Linked DNA regions of Homo sapiens: region 1 is linked to region 2. The links are chromatin loops, found by intact Hi-C in ENCODE. Cell type or tissue: transverse colon. All regions are shown on one strand. Links, peaks and the distances in the headings refer to the core of each region. The heading gives the core; the rest is flanking DNA.

Region 1 (4,333 bases), core at 334-4,333, 690 kb before region 2:
GCTGGGTGTAGTGGCTCACATCTGTAATTCCAGCCCTATGGGAGGGTGAGGCATGAGGACTGCTTGAGGCCAGGAGTTTGAAACCAGCCTGGGCAACATAGTGAGACTCCATCTCTACAAACATTTGTAAAAATGATCTGGGCGTGGTGGCATAACCCAGAGTCCCAGCTATTCTGGAGGTGGAGGCGGGAGGATCACTTGAGTCCAAAGCATTCCAGACTGCAGTGAGCTATGATGGTGACAGTACATGCCAACCTGGGTGACAGAGACCCTGTCTCTGAAAAAACAAAAGGCAGGGACAATGATCCTACCCTCAGAGAGAGGCTATGGGGGTTAAATGAACCTCTGGCACTGTTCACCCAAAGCCAAACTATCAGCAAGGGCAGACCTTGAACTTGAACTTGTGTCTGTCTGGCTCCAAAACAACTCCATTCATGCTTGAAGTGCCATGATTGTTCAAGGAATGGTCTTGTTGCTATTGTTATTAAGAAGTTGAACAGCCCAGCATTGAAGTGAGCAAAGAAAGTCGGTTGGCTTCACATGCCTTCTAAGAAAGACTGATAAAGGCTAAAGGCGAGTGGGGCAGAAACTAGGGTGCCTCATTCCTGTGTTTCCCTCCATCTCCTCCTCCCATCAGGTCCTCAATAAAGCCTGGCAGCCTGGATTTGTGCTGAAAGCCCCTGGAGCAGGCAGAGGTACCTGCTATTCAGCATGCTTTGGGCCTTCCTCTCCCTTCCCTATCTGCTCATTCCTCAGTTTCCACACCAGTAAAATGGGAATCATCAGAGTAAGTGCCTCATAGGGTTGTTGTGAGGATTCCAGAGGGTAAACCAAGGAGTGCTCTCAGCACTATGGCTGGCACAGATAGTGCTTAACAAAGTTGTTATTATTATTATTATTTTGAGACGGTGTCTCGCTCTGTTGCCCAGGCTGGAGTGCAGTGGCACAATCTCCTCTCACTGCAACCTCCACCTCCCAGGTTCAAGTGATTCTCTTGCCTCAGCCTCCCGAGTAGCTGGGATTACAGGTGCATGCCACCACGCCTGGCTAATTTTTGTATATTTAGTAGAGACAGGGTTTCACCATGTTGGTCAGGCTGGTCTCCAACTCCTGACCTTGGGATCCACCCACCTCAGCCTCCCAAAGTGCTGGGATTACAGGCATAAGCCACTGTGCCCTGTCATTATTATTATTTTTGTTGTTGTTGTTGTTTTTGAGATGGAGTCTCGCTCTTGTTGCCTAGGCTGGAGTGCAGTAGCATGATCTCAGGTCACTACAATGTCTGCCTCCAGGGTTCAAGCCATTCTCCTGCCTCAGCCTCCTGAGTAGCTGGGACTACAGATGCCCGCAACCATGCCCCGCTAATTTTTTTTTTAGTAGAGACAGGGTTTCACTGTGTTAGGATGGTCTCGATCTCCTGACCTCGTGATCTGCCCGCCTCAGCCTCCCAAAGTGCTGGGATTACAGGCATGAGCCACTGCGCCCGGCCAATAATTTTTTTTTTTTTTAAAGAGAAATACACATATGTAGAAAAAGACCAGAAGGAAATGTTGGCAGCGCTCGACTCTTGGTGGTGAAATTACAGATCTTTATTTAATTTTTCTTCTTTGTGCTTTTGTGTATCTCCTACATTTTCCACAATGCACATAGCACTTTTACAATCAGGGAGTAACAACAAAAAATGCAATGTAAATCCTGAGAGGAGCTATCACCTGCATTTGGGCTCTTCCGGGGATGGTCCAGGGGAAGTGGATTTTAGCACAGCCTGGAAGGTTGGGAGAATGTGAACTAGGGAGAGGAGCCAGGTAAAGCCTTTTTTGTTCCTTGGTTTTTGTCTGTCTCCTCTAGACTACGGGTTCCTTGAGGGCAGGATCTGTGGTCTGGCTTGTTCACTGCTGTATCCCTAGCATCTTACAAAACAAAAGCCTGGTGCTTAGTAGGTGATCAATAAATACAAATCTAGTTAATGAATACATGACCTTGACAGCTCTGCTTAGCCTAGGAGACAAGGATATTCTCAGTTCGCTGTCCAGCTGGTCTGCTGCCAAAACTGAGGTGCATGGTTTCCATGGCAACAGAAGAGGGCCCGACAGGCCAGCAGCAGGAGGCAGATGCAGGGATTGTGAGCTCTGCATGTTTTCAAGGTGTGGCCTAGAAATCCGGAACATGGCGGTGGGTTCTTTCAATAGATGTTGAGAGAAAAAAAGCTTCATAAATACGGCTAACTCAGTTGTTCACCAGGCAGGTTTCTAAGTCAATTAATGAAAACTCGGGCAAGTAGTCGAGGTCTTTAAAGGTGACATGGGAGGCTCTTAGTGTTTGAAAGTCTAGGAACTCAGGAAAGTTTGGTTTTAGTCTGGATCCTGACTAAGGGTGTGACCCTGGGCAAGTTACTTAACCTCTCTGGGCCTCAGCATGCTCATTCATAAAATGAGAGGTTTGACCAGCACTAAAATTATTTATAAAAACATGTGTGGTAGGAATGCAAAATGGTACAGTCACTGTGGAAGAGTTTGGTGGTTCCTCAGTAAGTTATACATAGAACCATCATATGACCCAGCAATTCCACTCCTAGGTATACACCCAAGAGAACTGAAGATAGGCACTCAAATACATACTTGTGCACAAATGTTCATAGTTGCACTATCCATAATAACCAAAAGGCCACCAATGGATGAATGGATAAAGGTAGTATATCCATACAATGGTGTATCATTCAGCCAGTCATAAAAAGGAACAAAGTATTTATACATGCTACAACATGAATGAACCTTGAAAACATTACGTTAAGTGAAACAAGCCAGACTCAAAAGGTCACATACAGTATTGTATAATTCCAACTAAATAAAATATCCAGGCTGGGCATGGTGGCTTACGTCTGTAATCCCAGCACCTTGGGAGGCTGAGGTGGACAAATCACCTGAGGTCAGGAGTTCGAGACCAGTCTGGCCAACATGGCGAAACCCCATCTCTACTAAAAATACAACAATTAGCCGGGCACGGTGGCATGCGCCTGTAATCCCAGCTACTTGGAAGACTGAGGCAAGAGAACCGCTTGAACCCAGGAGGTAGAGATTGCAGTGAGCCAAGATCGCGCCACTGCACTCCAGCCTGGGTGACAGAGACTTCGTCTCAAAAAATAAATAAATAAAAAAAATATCCAGAATAGGTAAATCCATAGAGACAGAATGCAGATTGGTGGTTGCCAGGGGATGAAGGGAGAAGGGAATGGAAAGTGACTTCTTAACGTGTACGGAGTTTTCTTTTGGGGTGATAAAAATGTTTTGCAACTGGACAGACGTGCTGGTTGCACAACATTGTGAATGTACTAGGTGCTAGTGAATGATACATTTTAAAATTGTTAATTTTATGTCAGTTGAATGTTACCTAAAAAAAAAAAAAAAAGACATGTTCTGCAAGCATGCCTTAAGTTACATAATGGATTCCTAGGAGCCTGAGAGATGGGCAAGACTGAGAGTAATGGATGAAGTAGAGAGGTTACTCCCACCCCCACAATCACACTGCCAAGGCGACATTTGGAAAAAAGCTCCCAGGTGGGATCAGAACGGCGTCTGGACTGTCTCTGGCCACTTCCCCAAGGTGGGATCCTGGACCACTCTGGCTCCTTGAACCTCAGGCTTCCTATCTGCAAAACAGGGCTGATGCACGTTCCCTGTTTTCCTCAGAGCACCACCTTCTGAACCCACCTTCACCGGGTGAATCCGCTGGAATGGGGCCAGTCATGGCACCTTGTTTTCTAAGCATAGCAGACAGAGAGTCAGTTCCTGGTTCAAGTGGAGCCATGGACGGGTGACAGGTTTCAGAAGCCACTGGTGAGAAAGGGGCAGTTAACCAGTTTGAATCCTGGCTCCATCACTATCTGTGTGGCCTTGGGCAGGTCACTCACCTTCCCCAGTTCCAATGGTTGAATAGGAATATCTGTACCTACTATGGAGAAACGATGTGTGTATACACTGGACACTCAGAGCAAACCTCTTTTTCTTTTCTTTCTTCTTCTTTTTTTTTTTTTTGAAACAGTTTTGCTCTTGTTGCCCAGGCTAGAGTGCAATGGCGCGATCTCGGCTCACCGCAACTCCGCCTCCCGGGTTCAAGTGATTCTCCTGCCTCAGCCTCCCCAGTAGCTCGGATTATAGGCATGTGCCACCACGCCCGGCTAATTTTGTATTTTTTTTTTTTTTGAGACGGAGTTTCGCTCTTGTTGCCCAGGCTGTAGTGCAATGGCACGATCTCGGCTCACGGCAACCTCCGCCTCCCAGGTTCAAGCGATTCTCCTGCCTCAGCCTCTCTAGTAGCTGAGATTACAGGCATGTGC
Region 2 (4,388 bases), core at 233-4,232:
AGGACCCTGTTTTCTTAGCTGTCAGCTGGGGGTTGGCCTTTTCTCTGTAGAAGCTGCCCACATTCTGGTGCTTTCTACGTGTGCCCCTCCAGAAATAGGTTGAATTCTTCTCACACTTTAAATACTTCTAACTTTTCCTTCTGTTACATCTAAGTCCAGCCAGAGAGAATCACTCTGCTTTAAAAGACTCATGTGATTAGAATGAGCCCACTAACATAAAAATAAAATCAGTTACATCTGCATAAGTTACATCTGCAGTCTCCTTTGTCATATAAAGTAACATTCACATTTTCCAGGGAATAGGTCAGAAACATCATTTCCAAATCTTGATTCTTATATTTTCTTAGTTCTAAAATTCTTATTTAGCCTGTAATCCCTGCACTTTGGGAGGTTGAGGCTGGTGGATCACCTGAGGTCAGGAGTTCGAGACCACCCTGGCCAACATGTTGAAACCCCGTCTCTAAAAATACAAAAAATTAGCTGGATGTGGTGGCGGGCGCCTGTAATCACAGCTACCCGGGAGGCTGAGGCGGAAGAATCGCTTGAACCCAGGAGGCGGAGGTTGCAGTGAGCCAAGATCATGCTATTGAACTCGAGCCTGGGCAATAAGAGTGAAACTCCATCTCAAAAAAAAGAGAGAAAAAAAGAGTCTTTTTCTGATAATTCCAACATCTGGGTCATCTCAGGGTCCAGACTTTCCTTGTTCTTTGTGTGTAATTTTGATTGTATCCTAGGCATTTTGAATAGGTCTTGTTTAAATCCCACGGAAAATGTCAGGTTTTTGTTTTAGGAGGCAGTTGACCCTCTTCGGTTCGATCCTCATCTGTCTCCTGTGGGCTATTGTAGTTCCAGTATCAGTTCAGTTTCTTCTTTTTTTTTTTTTTTTTTTTTTTGAGATGGAGTCTCGCTGTGTCGCCTAGGCTGGAGTGCAATGGCGCAATCCCAGCTCACTGCAAACTCCGCCTCCCAGGTTCACGCCATTCTCCTGCCTCAGCCTCCCGAATAGCTGGGACTACAGGGACCCGCCACCATGCCTAGTAGAGATGCGGTTTCGCCATGTTAGCCAGGATGGTCTCGATCTCCTGATCTCGTGATCCACCCGCCTCAGCCTCCCAAAGTGCTGGGATTACAGGCGTGAGCCACCGCGCCCAGCCGATCAGTTCAGTTTCAAAGCCTTTGCCATGTAAATCAGAACAGTCCTAAGCTTATGCCCCCCAGTGAGCAGTCTGAAACCTGGGTGTTCTGCCTAATAGTTCAGTTCTCATTCACTGGAATACTGCTTAGGGTCAGGTCCATGCATGTGAACCTACAAATTCATGTGCAACTTTATGGGATCTATTTCACAAGCTCTCTCCTGTCCACATTCTCCAGCTTTCAAGACCCCTCATTTTCCTGACCCTTTAGCTAGAAATTGGGTCCTTTAGTCTCCCTGCTTGTTACGCACCCTCCATGGCGGGTGTACTCTTGGGCCAGGTGACAGGATGAAGAGAGAAAAAAGGCAACGGAGATTCCCCTCTTCTACTTTTCAGATTGCAGATGCTTTGGACAGATGAAAGGATTCCGCTTTGTCAGAGTTTTAGGTGCTTTTCTGGCCACCACTGTTACTGCTGCTACCCCCAAAAAAAAAAAATTTTTTTTTTTCTAGAGACAGAGTCTCATTGTGTTGCCCAGGCTGGTCTCAAACTCCTGGCCTCAAGTGATCCTCCTGCCTCAGCCTCCCAAAGTTCTGGGATTATAGGCATGAGCAACCGCACCCAGCCTTGTTAATATTTCTTTTTCAGAGTCCTCAGATCCATTATTTCCAGGGCTTTTAGTTGCAGCCAGTGGGAGAGACAGACTGCTTACTCTATCTTACTTAGAACTAGAACCCCGAGAGATTCAGTTTTTTTTAACTAAAAAAAAAAATTTATTTTGAAATGGTCTTATTCTGTTGCCCAGGCTAGATACTGTGGTGTGATCACCGCCCACTGCAGCCTCAAACTCCCAGCCTCCAATGATCCTCTTACCTTAGCCTCCTGAGTAACTGGAACCTAGAGGTACTCAACACCATATCCAGCTAATCATTATTATTATTATTATTATTATTATTATTATTATTATTATTATTATTTTTGAGACAGAGTCTTGCACTGTTGCCCAGGCTGGAGTGCAGTGGCGTGATCTTGGCTCACTGCAAGCTCCGCCTCCCGAGTTCACGTCATTCTCCTGCCTCAGCCTCCCGAGTAGCTGGGACTACAGGTGCCCGCCACCACACCCGGCTAATTTTTTGTACTTTTAGTAGAGATGGGGTTTCACCGTGTTAGCCAGGATTGTCTCGATCTCCTGACCTCGTGATCCACCTGACTCGGCCTCCCAAAGTACTGGGATTACAGGCATGAGCCACCGCGCCTGGCCTATTTTTTAAATCTTTAAAAAATTTTTTTAGAGACAGCGTCTCACCATATTTCCCAGGCTGGTCTCAAATTCCTGGGCTCAAGTGATCTACCTGTCTTTGCTTCCCAAAGTGCTGGGATTATAGGCGCGACCCACTACACCCGGCCAGAATTTTTTTTTTTTTTGAGACAGAGTCTTGCTCTGTCACCCAGGCTAAAGTGCAATGGTGTGATCTCGGCTTACTGCAACCTCCGCCTCCTGGGTTCAAGCAATTCTCCTGCCTCAGCCTCCCAAGTAGCTGGGATTACAGGTGCCCGCCCCCACGCCCGGCTAATTTGTGTGTGTGTGTGTGTGTGTGTGTGTGTGTTTTTAGTAGAGACAGGGTTTCACCGTGTTGGCCAGGCTGGTCTCAAACTCCTGACCTCAGGTGATCCACCCACCTCGGCCTCCCAAAGTGCTGGGATTACAGGTGTGAGCCACTGCACCCAGCCCAGAAATTTATCTTACATGCTTATTCGTAGAAAAAGGAAAACAAATATGGTCCAGCCACAATATCCCCATCGTTGTAACCAAGTCAACATATTAGTATTGTGATCTAGTTCCTTCCTCCTGAGCATTTTTTTCATAGTTGAGTAAACATAATTTTCATTCCTCCTTTTTTAAGTTTTAATTACTTTATATTTTTATACAAAATAGAGATGGGGTTTCACTATGTTGACCAGGCTGGTCTCGAACTCCTGGGCTCAAGTGATCCTTCCTCCTCAGCCTCCGAAAGTGCTGTGATTACAGGCATGAGCCACTGGGCCAAGCCATTCCTCCTTTTTAACTCTCTTTTTAAATATTCAGAATTGGACATGATGAGACCAGGAGTTCATATCCTAAGTGGGAGAGGTTAAGGTTGAGGGCTTTTGAGAGGGTCCACGTCCTTTTCCCAAACAGTTCACACTGTTCTTTTGGACTCAGAGTAGAGCAGCCTTTTACTCAGACAACCTAGGAAGAAGGTCATGTTGAGGTTTGAATGCAGTCCTATAGTAGGGGAGAAAGAAGTGGTCCCATAGCCTACCAGCCTGGCTTAGAACAGGGATTCTAGGCCTCTTTTTGATTACATGAACCTTTAACTTTCTCACTCCAAAAGTGAGGAATCACTTTCTTTCCAAAGTCAATTAAATTTGGTTTGAGAAGTTTCTGTGAAGTTTATAATGCCCTGTCAGATAAACAGGGACATGCTGTTGGCCCTGAGGATTTCTCGGAATGATCTCTGTTGAGATGGCGATCTAATTACAAATCCCAGGGGCAGGTAGCTCTTGACCTTGAAGCACACAGCCCTGCTTTCCTATCCTGGGATGTTAAATCCAAATGCCCTTAGAGTCCAAGTGCAGTGGCTCATGCCTGTAATCCCAGCCCTTTGGGTGGCTGAGGCAGGAGGATCACTTGAGCCTGGGAATTTGCGATCAGCCTGGGCAACATAGTGAGACTCCTTCTCTACAAAAAGTTTAAAAAAAAAAAGCCCAGCATGGTGGTGCACACCTGTAGTCCCAGCTACTTGGGAAGCTGAGGTGGGAGGATCGCTTGAGCCCAAGGAGGTTGAGGCTGCAGTCAACTATGATGGCACCACTGCACTGCGTCCTCAGCAACAGAGTGAGACCCTTTTGCCCAGGATGCAGTGCAGTGGTGCCTCAATAAATGAATGAAAATAAGAAAAAAAAAAGTCCTAAGAATCCATTACTTTCCACCTCTGGATCGTGACCCAATATCACCTAAGAAGGAGCTTGGGAGGAATGTTAAGAGGTGTGGATTCTCATCCTGACTCTTCCACCTCTTGGCTTTGACTTCAGGCAGACCCTGGAATTTTTCTGAAATTTTGCTTACTCTGTTAAATGGGAATCACAATGCCATCCGTGCATAAGAAGGCACCCCACAGACCTCTATTTACAGAAAGCAGAATTGACTATGGGCTCCCAGCTGTGACACTGAAATCCATCATCATGTTTATGCTGAAACCAGATTCCTTGAGG

What was found. Hi-C counts contacts between places; a loop is a spot of excess contacts. Peaks named below come from ENCODE experiments on the same cell type or tissue, not always from the same donor. Only the 100,000 strongest peaks of a DNase experiment are listed, where the experiment ranks them.
Region 1: it touches region 2 in a loop (14-fold over the local background); 2 of 110 quality-filtered maps call a loop at or near these places.

The regions. Positions count from the first base shown.
Region 1 is chr22:31,348,383-31,352,715 of GRCh38, reverse strand. It overlaps LINC01521 (long intergenic non-protein coding RNA 1521), which reads right to left. Exons shown (of 1, transcript NR_120386.1): 1 at 1,561-4,333. Among named protein-coding and RNA genes, the nearest start is that of LINC01521, 3.8 kb to the right of the region's middle. In transverse colon, for the core only: no CTCF peak of the experiment used is centred there; a DNase peak (open chromatin) is centred at 2,059.
Region 2 is chr22:30,655,629-30,660,016 of GRCh38, reverse strand. It overlaps a transcript of SLC35E4 not described here and a transcript of DUSP18 not described here. Among named protein-coding and RNA genes, the nearest start is that of DUSP18, 10 kb to the left of the region's middle. In transverse colon, for the core only: no CTCF peak of the experiment used is centred there; no DNase peak of the experiment used is centred there.